Regions from separate parts of the Mus musculus genome. Here region 2 is linked to region 1. Evidence: chromatin loops called from intact Hi-C (ENCODE). Cell type or tissue: left cerebral cortex. All regions are shown on one strand. Each heading gives the region's core, and the rest is flanking DNA. Links, peaks and the distances in the headings are about the cores only. Region 1 overlaps 4933428C19Rik (RIKEN cDNA 4933428C19 gene). Region 2 has its middle 12 kb from the start of 4930509K18Rik.

Region 1 (7,558 bases), core at 3,177-5,676:
GTTAGCAAGTCAACGCAGGGGAGGGCATGTAGACTAGAGTGGCTGAGATCTAGAGGGTTTTTTTTTTTTTTTTTTTGGTTTGGTTTGGTTTGGTTTGGTTTTTGAGACAGGGTTTCTCTGTGTAGCCTTGGCTGTCCTGGAACTCACTCTGTAGACCAGGCTGCCTCGAACTCAGAAATCCGCCTGCCTCTGCCTCCCGAGTGCTGGGATTAAAGGCATGCACCACCACACCCGGCAGAGATCTAGTGGTTTGATGAGATAAGGACCTGATTCGGCAAAAGAAATATAAAATGAGTGGGAGGCATGACATGAAGATATGGACACTGGGTGGGGAGCCTTTCAAAGCAGCAGCTCCTGTAATGAAGTCTGGGCTGTAAGCACAGGAGCTCTGAAACAGTGACAGCGCCTAGCTTAGCCACCATCTCCAAGGAGCCATGCAAATGGATGGAACTAGAAAACATCATCCTGAGTGAGGCAACCCGATCACAAAGGAACACACTGTATGCACTCACTGATAAGTGGATATTAGCCCAGAAGCTCCGAATACCCAAGATATAATTCACAGACCACATGAAGCTCAAGGAGAAGGAAGACCGAAGTGTGGATGTTTTGGTCCTTCTTAGAAGGGGGAACAAAATACTCACAGGAGGAAATACGGAGACAAAGTATGGAGCCAAGACTGAAGGGAAGGCCACCCAGAGACTGTCCCACCTGGGGATCCATCCCTATACAGTCACCAAACCCAGACAGTATTGTGGATGCCAATAAGTGGTTGCTGACAGGAGCCTGAGATAGCTGTCTCTGAAGAGGCTCTGCCAGAGCCTGACATATACAGAGGTGGATGCTCTCAGTCATCCACTGGACTGAGCACAGGGACCCCAATGGAGGAGTTGGAGAAGGGACTAAAGGAGCTGAGGAGGTCTGAAGCCTTGTAAGAAGAACAACAATAACAGACCCTCCAGAGCTCCCAGGAACTAAACCACCAACCAAAGAGTACATATGAAAAGTCACATATGTAGCAGAAGATGGCCTTATCTGGCATCAATGGGAGAAGAGGTCCTTGGTCCTGAGAAAGCTTAATGCCCCAGTGTAGGGGAATGCCAGGATGGGGAGACGAGAGTGGGTGGGTGGGTAGGTGGGGGAACACCCTCATAGAAGCAGGGGGAGGGGGCATGGGATAGGGGGGTTGTGGAGGGGAAATGGAGAAAGGAGATAACATTTGAAATGTAAATAAAGAAAATATCCAATAAAAGAAAGGGAAAAAATGAGCCATGCAAATGAGCTGAAGGCATCAGAATGTGCTACCACTCAGCCACCTTCGCATAAAAACTGCTTTGAGCTGGAAGCAACCAACACCAACAAAAGCTCCCTATGCTGCCCTTGTTTGCCAAAAAGTAGAGCCTGATTTCACTTTGTGAGGTGTTGCTCCCTCTGCCTCTCTCGTGCCAGGGAAGGCAGAATGAAAAGCCACTCTAGGCTGTTTGTCCAGAGGCGGCACTGCAAGGCACAGCGTCACTAACATGGCTGAAACAGTCCTTCTCCTCCAGTACCTTCCCCCATGTATTCAGCTTCCCACCAGCCACTGCCCTTGGACGCCAGGAAACCTTTTCCTCTGCCTTGTCATATACCCATAAAATTGTTCCCCCCTCGTTAAAATGACTAGTAAGTCTCAAAGACCAAGTAGCTGCCTGGGGTTTCATTCCATTTCTGTGAGGCCCATATGCATCTCAAAACACCCTGTTCTCATTAATCTGTCTTTTGCCAGTTCAATTAGCAGGGTCCTCAGCCACTGCAACTGAGAAGGTGGAAGAGAAAGCTTTTGTTCTTCTTTGGCAGACCATTACTTAGATCCTGGATTCTTAAAGTTCCCCTAAAATCACCAAATGTTAGCTGTAGTGTTAAGGGATACTGGGAAGAGGGTCTCTAGTCATTTGCTTGATGGTGTTCTGGCACCTTCTCTGAATACAATTATTGACCCCCATTACCCCAGCAAGTAAGGAGGTTCTATTGAAGAACAATTTCTGTCATTATATCATCAAATCACTGCCTCAATTTAAAATGTCACTCCTGCTGACACACTCAATTCTTACAAACAACCTGGTTATTCCTTGAAGCTGGACCCAAAGCCTTTCAAGACTGGTTGGCCTTTCGCTAAATTATCACCGATAGCTTTTCTTTTTGGGGGGTGGGGGCGGGGGGGGAGGGTGTGTGTGGTTTTTATTTGTTTTGATTTTGTTCGGCTGGAGACAGTGAGAGACAGCTGAAAACTTGGGGGACTGTTTAAAAAACGTGAGGATGAGACATAGGAACTGCAGTATCCGTTGCCTGGCTGTGTCCTGTGTTGCTTGGTGGCCGTTCTACTCATTCCTCCTGCTTGCTCTGAGGGTTAAATCAGATTGGATATATAAAGTAGTAAGCACAGGGTTCAGCACATAGTTGAGCACTCTCCAAACTGATTGCCCAGCAACATGTGGGAAGCAGGGGTGGGGAGCCCTGATCAGCAGCCAATACCAATTTTAAGTTGTCAATGTGGTGCTTCTGAGTGCCTAACTGGCTCTTGGAAGTTGTGTGAGCTAAGTGTTGAATGGCAGGTCCATAGTTCCTCCCAAGAGTCCTTGGAGATTCATCCAATATATTTGGTTAGTATGCGTGTGACCTGTGTGAATCTACTCTACTGTGAGCCATGTGTCTACAATGCAAGGAGGATGCTAAAAACTAAACAAGGCCCGATCTTTCTTTCCTAAGTCCTGTGTCCAACCATTACAAGGTGAAGTGGCACCCATGGGGAAGGATGACATGACCAGGGAGTTCCCAGAGGGACACCTCACTTATCCTGGGGTTCAGGGATAAGCAGCTCATGAGTAAAGTGAGATCTGGATGGAACAAACATGAAGCAGCCAAAGCCTGACATGCCAGTGGGCAGAGACTAAGAAGTTAGTGCTGGCACACAGGCCAGGTGGGCCCACGCCGAAGATGCCAGTCTCATTTGACCAGTGCTTACCTGTGAGCATCAGTAAGGAGCCAAGTGGGCTTTTAAACAAAAAACAGAGATTGTTCAAGAGTGAAAACTGTTTAAAAAAGACAGAATGGACCAGCAAAGTCAGGGACTATGATCAGCACCTGGAGGAGGGTGGGAAAGTTGTCAGAAGTCCCTGATGCTGACCCCACTACAGTTAGTGTTGGACGACACTGGGTACCTAAGTACGATATGGGGAGTTTAGATGTAGATGCTGTTCTTGGTATGAGATACTGGTAGAACGCACAGGAAGTGGATGGGAACGTGGAGTTACACTTAGAAAAACTCAAGCTCTTCAAAGGCTGACTGGCAGGAGTTGGGAGGGGAGAGGAGGCTGAGGGGGTGGGAAATATGTAATATGGGGCAAACTGGAACCCACGTTTCCAGCTGCCTTGCCAAGGGAAAACTAAGCCGACCAGCCTCAGGGCACCTCAGAGCTCACTGTCCCAGGAAATAGGACTGGAATTTCTCTAAGTCGCACAACTGGGGACAGACCTGCTGTGCGTTAACATAATCAGGCTCCAGGGAAAGTCAGTGTTCCACTATTTTGGAAAATACAGTAAATTCTAGGTTTTTAAAAAAGTTATCTCATGAAACCAAGTTTATGATTTTTTTTAAATTAAAATATGTCTTAAGATGCTTAAATGTTCGAAAGGGGGAAGGGTAGCCTATCAATGCAGTTCAGCTATTGGACCCTCCCCCAAAACACTGCCTAAATAGTGTTATAAATTTCAGAAAATCTCCTCCTGAGCATGTAGGCTTCCGAATCCTCTTGAACATTGCCTGATAACCATCAGATGATCCACACGGCTGTCTTTGCATCAGAAGGATGCCTGTGCTCCTCCGGCTTGGTTTGCCTCCCACAGTCTCTCCCTTGACCCTCAAGGCTCATAGGCAGCCTCTTGTGCCTTTAGTTAGGTGGTGGAAAAATGGATTGTCGTCTGTTCCAGCATATTTATAACTGAGCGTCGACGATGTGCCTGGCAGAGAGCTACGTCCCTGGGCACGGGCACTGTGACTCTGCCCTGCTCAGGAAGCACACAGACTGGCAGGGCCTTCATCTCAGCAGGGTGTCGCAGCTGGCACTCTATGACAGCACAGATTTAACTTTGCACTTAGGAAATATTCCAGCTGTCTGCTCATCCCGCACGCCTACTCGTAACAAAAGCACATTAGAATGGATGCTCAATTCACTATAGAAATTCTGACATGAGTTTGCCAGAGTTGGACATTGCTCTGCCGCACACGCTTCAGCAGTCAGGCCCGGGCTGCTGCGTGAAGAGGGCGGATGTTCAGGATGATACAAGAGAAACTTACAAAGAGATCCTGGGCAGCCTGGGGCACCCGCCGCCCCAGCTTCCTATGTAATCCTTCTTTTTTTCTTTGCAAACTAGATTCAAACCATCATCTGACCTGCTATTTGCAGGGCTCAAGATAGATTTAAACCACAGTCAGTTATGACCAAGGGGACGCAGGAGATTAATTTGTTTTGTTGATGCTTCAGCCCTTCAAACACCTGCCTGCCGGCGTCCCTGGAGGGCGCTACTCGAAGGAGAAGGTGCTGCTGCTGCGTCAGAAAGTGTGTCTTCGCTATCGATCCCCCATTCTTTCCACTGACAGGGGAAATGAATTGGATAAAGTTTTAATGGAGACTGAAAAATCCTCCCCTGAAGGGAGGACTTTTATTTTTTGCAACAGAATTAATTTTTATTGACTAAACCACAAAAGAAACATCAAGGCCTCAAAGCATTTCCTACATAAGATTAGGTTAAGATATTTCGGTATTGAGACTTGGGAGGGGGGAGGGATGATCGAAATTCCTGCCTAAGACAGTTGCAGATTTTCCTTTTGGTTTTTCAAATGCGATGCCAAATCTGGGCCTTCTGGATGCTCCTTGAGGACCTGGTGACACTCTTCCCTCCCTTACAAACAGATGCTAGCATGCAGTCATGGCCTGTATATGAACCTTAACTCTGTTCCTTGCTACCAGGTTATCCTTAAAAGCCTCCTTGCTAATGGAGAAACCTGGTTACTCAACCTCTCTCAACTCCACTTTCTTTCTCTATCCAACAAGGTTGTTAACACACTGCTGCGAGCTGAGCTGAAGGGGTGGGGGGAGTGGAACGAGACTGGATGGGGGGGGCAGGGCTGAGGGACTGGACAGGGAGGGAGAGGCTAAGACACAAAGGCAGCTCCTCTGGGCAGACAGATAAGCAAGAGAGGAATGTGTGTGTGCGTGTGCGTGTGCGTGTGCGTGTGTGTGTGTGTGTGTGTGCGTGTGTGTGCGTGTGTGCGCAGAGAACTGCACCAGTTCCTGTGAAGCTGGAGTTACAGGAAATCATCATCTTCCATGCAAGGGCTAGGAATCACACTTGAGTCATCCAGGAGAGTGCTCGTAACCATTGAGCCTTCTCTCCAGACTGGAAGGGCAATTTTTTTTAATTGACTAAGATATTTATTCACATTACATCCTGATCAGCAGCTTCCCTCTCACCTCATCTTCCCACATCCACACCTCCTCCCCATCTTCCCCAAAAGGGAGGCGTCCCATGGACATCAACCAGACCCAGGCATATCAGGCCACTGCAAGACTAGGTGTGTCTTAAGCAGGCAATGTAGTCAGAGAGAGCTCCTGCTTCCACTTTAGGAGTTCCGCATGAAGACCTAGCTGCCCAACTGTGTAGAGGGCCTAGTCCGTCCCATTCATACAGGGGTTGGCAGTTCAGCCTCCAAGAGCCCCCATTGGCCCAGGTTAGCTGACTCTGTAGGTTTTCTTGTGGTGTCCTTGACGCCCCTGGCACCCTCAATCCTTTCTACTCCCTCTTCCACAGGATTCCCCCAATCCCACTCTATCTTTGGCTGTAGGTTTCGGCATCAGCTTCCAACAGTTGCTGGGTAACTCCACTCTGATGACATTTACGCTAGAGTCCTGTCTACAAGTGTGGCAGAATATCATCAATAATGTCAAGAGTGGGCTCCATCTCATGATACAAGTCTCAAGCTGGGCCAGTCATTGGTTGGCCCTTTCCTCAAATACTGTTCCATTCCCCACCCCTGAATATGCTGTAGGCAGGAAAAATTGTGGGTCTAAGGATTTGTGGCTAGGTTGGTTTCCTTATCCCTCCACTGGAAGACTAGCCTGGTTACAGGAGATGGCTGGCTCAGGCTTCATATCCCCCATTGCTAGGAGTCTTAGGTAGGGTCACCCTCATAGATTTCTGGGAGTCCTCAATTTTTAGCTCATCCCAGATATGACCCTCGCCTCTATTCTAGTTGCCTCTCCCAGTATTTTCTTCCTCTCTCCTCCCCCACCTCATCTGGCCTTTTCCCATCCTCACCCCCACCCCTCTCTCCTCCTTCCATCTGCCCCTCATATCTAATATATCTCCTTCTCAGTGAGATTCAAGTGTGCCCCCTTGGACTCTCCCTGTTACTTAGCAACTTTGTGTCTGTGGTTTATAGCATGGTCATCCTGTAGTTTATGACTAATATCCACTTATAAGTGAGTACATACCATGCCTGTCTTTCTAGGTTACCTCACTCAGGATAATATTTCCTAGTTCTACCTATTTGCCTGCAAATTTCATGATGTCCTTTTTTAAAATACTGGACTAATACTCCATTATGTAAATTATCTTTATCCATTCTTCTGTTGAAGGACATCTAGGCTATTTCCAGTTTCTGGCTATTACAAATAAAGTTGCTATGAACATAGTTGAGCAGTGTCCTTGTGGTACGGTTGATCTTCTTTTGGATATATGCCCAGGGGTTGTATAGCTGGGTTTTAAGGTAGATCTATTCCCAATTTTCTGAGAAACCCTCACATTGATTTCCAAAGTTGTACAAGTTTGTGCTTCAATGATTGAGTATTCCAAAGGGGGAATTTTTAATGATATTATCTATCAAAATCTGACCTTTGATCAGGCATGGCAATGCACTCCTTTAATCCTATCACTTGGGAGACAGAAGAAGGCAGATTTCCATGCGTTTGAGGCCAGATTGGTCTACATAGTGAGTTCCAGAATGGCTAGGTCTATATAACAGAGAGACCTTGTCTCAAAAACAAACAAAAATCTGACCTATGAATATATAACTTAACTGATTTTTGAGATAATCCTTTACTCTAAAAGTAAGTCTAAGGAACCATGATGAGAGCCAGTATAGGGAACAAAAGACACTGGAAATACAGGGGCAAAAATACAGGCATGAGGAGGGGAGTGATCAATGCCTATTCCTTTTGGCACAACTAGAAGAAACTTTCAGTTTTATTTAGATAAAAGTTACAAATAATAAGATTTACTCATTTTGACTGTACAGCTTAACAAATTTGGGTAATGTGTCTAGTCATGTCATCTTGTAACCACTCAGTGAAAGCATTCACTAGTTTGAGCATAATAAATATCCAATTATCTTCCTTTGTAAACAATACACCCCTCCACCCAGATCCCAGGCAACCAAACATTTGCTCTCTGATATCTGTTGACCTTTTCTAGAATGCCATACAAATGACACTATGTAATATGCAGTGCTTAGAATTTTTCC
Region 2 (7,558 bases), core at 2,657-5,156, 210 kb before region 1:
ACCTGAGTCATCTGAGCCATCTCTCCAGCCCTATTTTTTAAATCTTAAACAGTATGTCCTAACCATGATCCAAGTACATCCCACCATGCTTCTCTATGTCAGCTTGATTCTTACCACAAATGACTGTCAGCATTGTCCTTGCAACTGGTTAACTAGAATCGTGTTCACTGAGTTTTCTCCGAGTTTTCTTCTCTCCTGTGCTGTCAGTTCAGTCATCTTCTCATTCAATAGTCATTTTACATGGAGTTTCAGATGTGATAGACAGGTAAATGCACATGGCTGGGTGCATGGGTGGGGCTTCCATTTGGGTTTGTTGTTCTGTTTTCAAGAGGGTTTTTGTCATAGAATCCAGGCTGGCCCAGGACTCGGGTTCTCTCACCTCAGTCTCCCAAGTGCTAAGATTACCATTCTCTCTCTCTCTCTCTCTCTCTCTCTCTCTCTCTCTCTGTGTGTGTGTGTGTGTCTCTTTCACACAGAGAGAGACAGAGAGACAGAGAGAGACAGAGTGTATTAGTCAGGGTTTTCTAGAGTCACAGAACTTATGGGTAGTCTCTATATAGTAAGGGAATTTGTTGATGACTTACAGTCTGTAGTCCAACTCCCCAACAATGGTCAGCAGCTATGAGTGGAAGTCCAAGGATCTAGCAGTTGCTCAGTCCCACAAGGCAAGCAGGCGAAGAAGAGAGAATCTTCCTTTTTCCAATGTCTTCCTTCTTCCAATGTTTTTATGTAGGTCTCCAGCAGAAAGTGTGGCCCTGATTAAAGGTGTGTGCCACCACGCCTGGATCTGGGACTTGCTTCTGGGACACACACATACACACACACAGACAAGAGACAGAGAGAGAGAGAGAGAGAGAGAGAGAGAGAGAGAGAGAGAGCCTAGAGTCCTGGCAAATGTTCTATCACTGGATTTTATCTCCCTCCCTCTTTTTACTTTTCATTTTGAGACAATCTTTCACTAAGCTCTTCAGGCTGGCCCCAAAGTCACTCTAAAATAGCTAGAGTAACCCTGAACCTGTGATCCTCCTGACTCAGTCCCAAGTACGTAGGATAAGACCTAGATCCAGCAGGTCTACTTATCGACTCCCCCCCCCCCACCTCCACACACATTATTTTATTACTTTCCAGGGAGGAGACATTGTCCTTATTCTTCCGATACCGACTTAAATGACTCACAGTCCACCCCCCTCAAGAATGTAGATTTTGAGTGGGAGCCTTGTAAGTACTTGCGATGAGCAGGAGTACCAGAGCTATATACCCCATACTGGGGCTGCACAAGGAGTCGAGGTTAGCTACACAGGAGAGGGATTCACAGTGAAATGGCAATATAAAGCAAGTAAAGACAGAGAAAGATCTAGAGCAGTGCTTCCCAACCTGTGGATCGTGACCTCTTGGCAAACCTCTGTCTCCAAAAACATTTACATTACTATTCATAACAGTAGCAAAATTACAGTTATAAAGTAGCAGCAAAAATAATTTTATGGTTGGGGTTGCCCCAACCTGAGGAACTGTATTAAAGGGTCACAGCATTAGGAAGGGTGAGAACCACACTGACCACACTAATAAGGTTCTTTTATCAACAGTCTGACAAGAAGAAAGGACACACAAGGACACGGTACAGAGAGGCACTTCCCCTAATCTCCGATTGTTTCTATTTAGGAGCAGGGTGTGCGGTCATATCTCCTCCCATCTTGAGTGTGCTTTGGGGCAGAACTGAAGATAGCAGCTATCAGCTCAGGGTTTGGCTAGATCCAGCGTGTCTGCCTACTTAACTGATCTGGAGCTCTAACTCAGCTTTAAATTCAATTCTCAGTGATGGTTTTCAGAGCTCTTGTTATCCTGCCTCCATCTTGGCTAAACTTTTCAATTCTTCCCTCCCCTCCCGCCATGAAGCCAATGGCTCATTCCCCCTCCTCCTGTGACCAGGCTTGCTTGCCTTTCTTTCTTCAAAAAACAACTTTATGCCAATTCTTCCTCTGCAGACTCTGGCCTCTGTAGCCCACGAGTTTCTTCTTCCTCTGTTCATCCAAGGGCTTCCTTGGGTGTTGAATGTGTGCTGAGTGGGGCCCCACAAATAGCTCAGTTGAGAACTCTTTACTAATGTCACATGTTGTGTACCCTGCCTATAATGGAAATAAACACACATCATATATTCCGGACCATCTTGGAATGGAGGTTATTAAGAACTTTAATTAGTGTGGAAGCAGGATTGACAGCATGAGGTGTCACAGTGTCTTGAAAGAAGGCGCGACGGCGCTGTGAAAGCTGACAGGCCCCTTCCTAAATACCCTACAGCGCAGGCGCCTCACCGGAACTCCTCATGACTAAAGCTGCAGGAAGCGTTTCTACACAAGATTCATCATCTCCATCACAGCCTGATTATCCGGCTCCCAAACTCACACTGCCAGAGTGCGTTTTGTGGTTATGCTTTTCAGCTGTGTTGCTGATGTTTTTGATGTTTATCAACTGCGTGCTTACTCTGAGACCTGCACAAATGCGTCAGAAAACCCAGGCATCTTTCTGAAGGAAAGGTCTGTTCTCTCAGATACGCCTCTCCTTTAGCTTCCATTTTCCTCTCTTCCATATTCATTCATCAGTGCAGTTAACAAGTAAACGCCAAACCTCTAGCTTATGGCAAGAAAGTGGGTTCTGTGTCCACATCACAGTCCCTTGAAGGTCATAGGGCTAGAATAGGAGGGTAGTAGGCTGTGTGTGGACAGTTAAAGCTCCTAAGGTCTGTCTGACTGGATAATGACAGTTATCAGACAGGGATTTGGGGAAGGTGAGGAAAATATGGAGGATATTTTAGAAGCCAGGTTCCACGTTATCCAAATTCAACCCCAGATCCCTGCATAAGCTGCAGGAGAATCTGGCAAATGGAATTTAGCTTTTTCCCAGTGGGAATATAAAATGAATTTGGAGAAGAAATTCTCTACATCCACTGGCTGTTCCCCCACCCCACCCCATCCCCGCCCCCGTCCCCTGACCCCGTATACACATTTTGACACTCCCTGTGATGCTAATAATGTGTGGTGTTGTGTGAGCTCAGTTGCCTCTCTAACAAGCATATGTACCTTGCGTCACTTCCCATTCTGTGAAAACTGAACCTTACCTTATACATAATGTCTTAATTCTCCGGGAAGACTTCACGGCGGGGGGGCGGGGGGGGGCGAGGGGCAGTGTGAAAGACGTCAGCGGGAAAAAAAAAACAGTTATCCATGGGACATGAAATCAGTAAATAACTGAACTTTTGAGAAGCTGGTTGAGTATATATCTGCGTTCAAATTAATCAGTGCAGGAATTGAAACTGGGATGCATTTATCAGTAGGCTGAATGACATCTGGAACAATTAATTTGCTACCATCCCCCGAGGAATCTAAACCAAGACCTTGGACGGGCTAAACACTTGCTGTTCCCCTAAGCTACATCCCCAAAACCCCCAATCCTTTTATTTATTTGTTTTGAAACACAGAGTCTGGCTGTGCAGTCTCTCCTCCTGCCTCAGCCTCGGGAGGCCTGGGATTACACGTGCTGTCACACCCAGCTAAACTTGGTATTCAAAGAATCACGGATAGGGCGCTGCGGTGCGGTTATAGTTAGAGAACTCCACTAGGTGGCGCTGTTTAAAAGCGTCCCAAATTCCAGGGAGCGGTAAAGCTTTCTGACGAAAGGCAACCCCACTTCCTGCCTTTTTGAGAATTTAGGGCGCTTCGTTACCAATTGTAGCTGGTTTTCCTAAAACACCATTGATGTGGTAAATGTAATATTTTAGCATGACATGGAAAATGTTTTAGTAAAATAATTCAGCCTAAAGTTTTCTTAAAAGAAGAAATCATTAAACAAACCATTTAAAATGAAAAAAAAAACCTGTCCCGAAATGACAGCCTGTCGCCCAAAGTGCAGAGTCAGCAGCAGGGACTCAGAAGGCAGCCCAAGCTGGAAATTTCCCTTGCTCAAAGTGGATTTTAAAGCCAACACAGATTCTACTCCGTTTTTTTCTAAGCTCTATTTTGAGATAACATATTTTGAAATTCCTAAGGTAATCTGCTAAGTTATATGGATTCTGTCAACTCCAAATAAGTCCAAATCGCCCAATTAATTCTCCCTGTAACTAAAATGTAATTATTATAAAAGCATCAAACCCAGAATTTAATAAGTGTTGCCTCATTTGCTATCATAAGGAAAACCCACAGCTGCTGATGAGACAGAACAGGGACGAGTCGTCCCTCCGTCTATGCAGCCATTCATATAGGTGTCCTGGGTCCCAGGTGTTGGCTCATATCAGGAACAGGGGGATTTGAACTGGGGAGATGGCTCAGTGATGACTCATTTGCCAGAGTTTGTGTCTTTAGAACCCAAAGACAAAGCCCAGCAACCGTAGTGCCTGAAGGCAATCCTAACACTCAGATGTCAGAGACCGCATCCTCTGCTGGCTAGCTAAGCCTAGTCCGCACTCGTTCTCCGGACAGCACATACACAAAGCATTTGCCTGCAGATGTACGAGGGCTTTCATCTGGTAACGCAGGCAGAAAATTGACAAACTGGAGAATGGGCCCATCTTATGTTCTTACTCCAATCCTTGGCTTGCTCCAGGGAGACCAGGGATGCAGCTCCTGCCGTTTCTGCTCCCACTATCCCACAGGGAAATTGACAGTAACGTTGGTTTGCTCCGGGCAATGATGGAGGTTCACACAAGAGCACCTACGCCTACCATCCACCCCCCCCCCCCCCCAGGATCCTTCATATACTTAAATGGAACTCTACATTCAACGTCACTTAGCAGTTCCAAAATTTCAACAACTGTTAACTGAGAAATCGGAACACTGCATTCTGGTTAGTACCAAAGCCGTGTAAATGACCTTGGATAGTTTACAGAGAACACCTTCTATTCTTGTTTTTTACAAAACCATGGGAGCCACGTGTTTCCTATCCAGGGACACTTAAGTCCAAAAAACAGTTGCATAATCTTCTTGTGTTCTTGCCTGCGTCAGGAGTTAGAGTAAGGGGTTCAGAGTCAAGAAATTAGGGTTGGCTCCGCTGATGGGTAAGTTATCCCACCACCGGCCATGAGGAAGGACTAGATTTAGCTTTCCTTTTTAAAGAACTAGAAACAGAGCAAAATACATGGAACAATGGCTTAAAGACACCAGATACTAGGCAACGTGGGTTCATGATACAGGATAGAAATGAGAGACAGGAAATGGGGCCCCAGCTACCTTGATTTGGCACTGGAGGGAGTTTCTAGACTTCTGAGCCAAGCAAAACCGAGTCATCGAGTTTAAGAGACTGTGACTGAGGTTTGAGGAGATGATGACAGCTTGAGTCCCTCTCAGACAGGAAAGGTTACATGGAGCTCAAGTTATCAACTGAAAAATGACCTGAGTGAATAGGAGGGGAAACTTCTGTAACCAGAGAAATTCCAAGACATCAGTACCAAGCCTGTGCCAGGCATGTGAAAGAGGAAGAAAATGGCACCTGTACCTAAGAAACCAATCAATAGCCATAAAGCAAAGTGATAGATGATGGAATTATTGATAAAATATTCAAAACCTAAAGACACAAATCTGTGAGCTAAAAATACTGGTAGAGTCAAATATAAAACAACAATGGATGTTATTCGTTCAATTCATTGTTCATGAATTGTTCAATGAGGAATGAATGACTGACCTTCAAGTCTCATCCAGATCTAAGAGTCTACTATTGTTCCGGAAATTCTGGAAGTATACAGATTGTTGTTTTGCTTCCGTTGAAACAAATTAATCCAAATATTATTAACAATATCATAAATATTATATTATTATTGTTGTGTCAAGAAAGCGTTGTCAATAGCCCTGGTGTAAACATGTAAGAGGTGGTAATGATGCCTATTGTGTGGCTAGTTCCTATTGTGTGGCTAGTTCCTATCGTGTGGCTAGTTCCTATTGTGTGGCTAGTTCCTCCTGATGGAAACATCCCCTCCTGGACCTAAGGACGGAGACCTGTGGAACTCACATGAAAGTTAAAGGACCTCAGGAGGAAGTTACAAATCAGGAGGCTGGGGGTCCCAGGGGCAGAAGCTGTTGCTGAAGCAGAGGAGCATCATTGGAGGAGCTGCCTGCAAATTGGGCATGACCCGGAGTAATGCAACCTTCTCGAGCAGACCCTATGCCGAGGTTGAGCTTCCTGGTGATGTAACTGCCCCAGTCAGACAGGTTCCTGTAAGCAATCCAACTAAACTCACTGCTTCACCAAGCTAGAGAGGTGGGGTCCTGGCCGGTATGTTACTGTTTTGTTAACTTGATGCAAGCTAGAGTTATGTGAAAAGAGGAATCTCGGTTGAGGAAATCCCTTTATTAGATTCCTTGTAGGCAACTAACTCCATCTGGGAACTCTTTCTGTTTGTTTGATTGATGTGGGAGGGCTCAGCTAACTGTGGGAGGTGCTGACTTGTGTAAGAAAGTAGGCTGAACACGCCAGTTAGCAGTTGTCCTCCATTGCCTTGTTGCTACATCATAATTGTAATTTTGCTACTGTTATGAACCATAACGTAAATATCTGATATGCAGGATACCTGATATCCTATGAAAGGATTGGTTGTCGCCTAAAGGGGTCACAACCTGTAGTGGAGAACTTCTGATCTAAGTGTCAGTGGGGAGGCGCTAAGAGCATAGTTTGTATATATCATTTGAGCCCTAAGTAAGCCCAGCCTAGTCAACTGTCCTTACTATCCGGTGAGTGGGATGTCTTGGGTGCTCATGGGGAAACAGCCTGAACTACCAGGCATTATTCTGGGAATCATGAACCACTCAGCGAGGACAGGGATGCACAGTATGTTAGTGCTGTGCACAAGCCAACACGGAGACACTAGATGGTTTGCTCACTAGAAAGTCGATGTTTCTACAAGCAGTCCGTGCACTGTATCATTGATAGCAACAGTCAGAGGTCAGCCTAGAAAGATAAGAACTTGGAGGCAAAATGAATCAATCATGAGCCTGGGACAGACATATAGCCTGTTTCAACACAGTAACGGGGATCTAAGTGCGGTAAGATGTGGCAAGATGGCCTGAGTGTGCAGAGCAGAGCCATGTTAAGAGAGGAATTCGGGCTCACAGAGGGCCAGCTTGTAAGAGACACACATCCAACAATAAGTATCATTAGTTATGTAGTTGAGAGAATCTTGGCAAAATCATCAAGTCTCACAAACAAGGTGCCCCCGAAAGGCTGTCAGAGATTCCCTCTGTGGTCCAAAGAGCTGCGATTTGCCTCTAGTTTTCTTGGATAATACATTCCGGTGTGCCAAGCAACAGTGTTGAATCACAGATTGTGTTACCAGGAAGATGATGGAACCATGAACTGAAACAGGGACCAGCAGGAAGTGTCCTGTGAGCCTGTAAAATACTATGTACTTCCTGGCAAACCAGGGGGCCGGTGCCTAAGGGAGAAAGGTAGTATAATGAAGATTCCAGAGACAGGCAAAAAAAAAAAAAAGCAAAGTTCCCAGGAGAACTGACAGCCATATAGTAGAACGTGTAGGCAAATAGAACAGCATCTCTCGGGAAGACTGACCAAGGTGCTGTAG

The links. Hi-C counts contacts between places; a loop is a spot of excess contacts. Peaks named below come from ENCODE experiments on the same cell type or tissue, not always from the same donor. Only the 100,000 strongest peaks of a DNase experiment are listed, where the experiment ranks them.
Region 2: a loop joins it to region 1, with 3 times the contacts of the local background. A loop is called at or near these places in 3 of 42 quality-filtered maps.

What each region holds. Positions count from the first base shown.
Region 1 is chr4:40,505,554-40,513,111 of GRCm38, forward strand. All of the region lies in intron 3 of 4933428C19Rik (RIKEN cDNA 4933428C19 gene), which reads right to left. Among named protein-coding and RNA genes, the nearest start is that of 4933428C19Rik, 16 kb to the right of the region's middle. In left cerebral cortex, for the core only: a CTCF peak has its summit at 4,445; DNase peaks (open chromatin) are centred at 3,376 and 4,144; H3K27ac peaks cover 646 bases.
Region 2 is chr4:40,297,681-40,305,238 of GRCm38, forward strand. No RefSeq gene overlaps it. Among named protein-coding and RNA genes, the nearest start is that of 4930509K18Rik, 12 kb to the right of the region's middle. In left cerebral cortex, for the core only: a CTCF peak has its summit at 3,609 (motif pointing right); DNase peaks (open chromatin) are centred at 3,616, 3,892 and 4,369; H3K4me3 peaks cover 264 bases.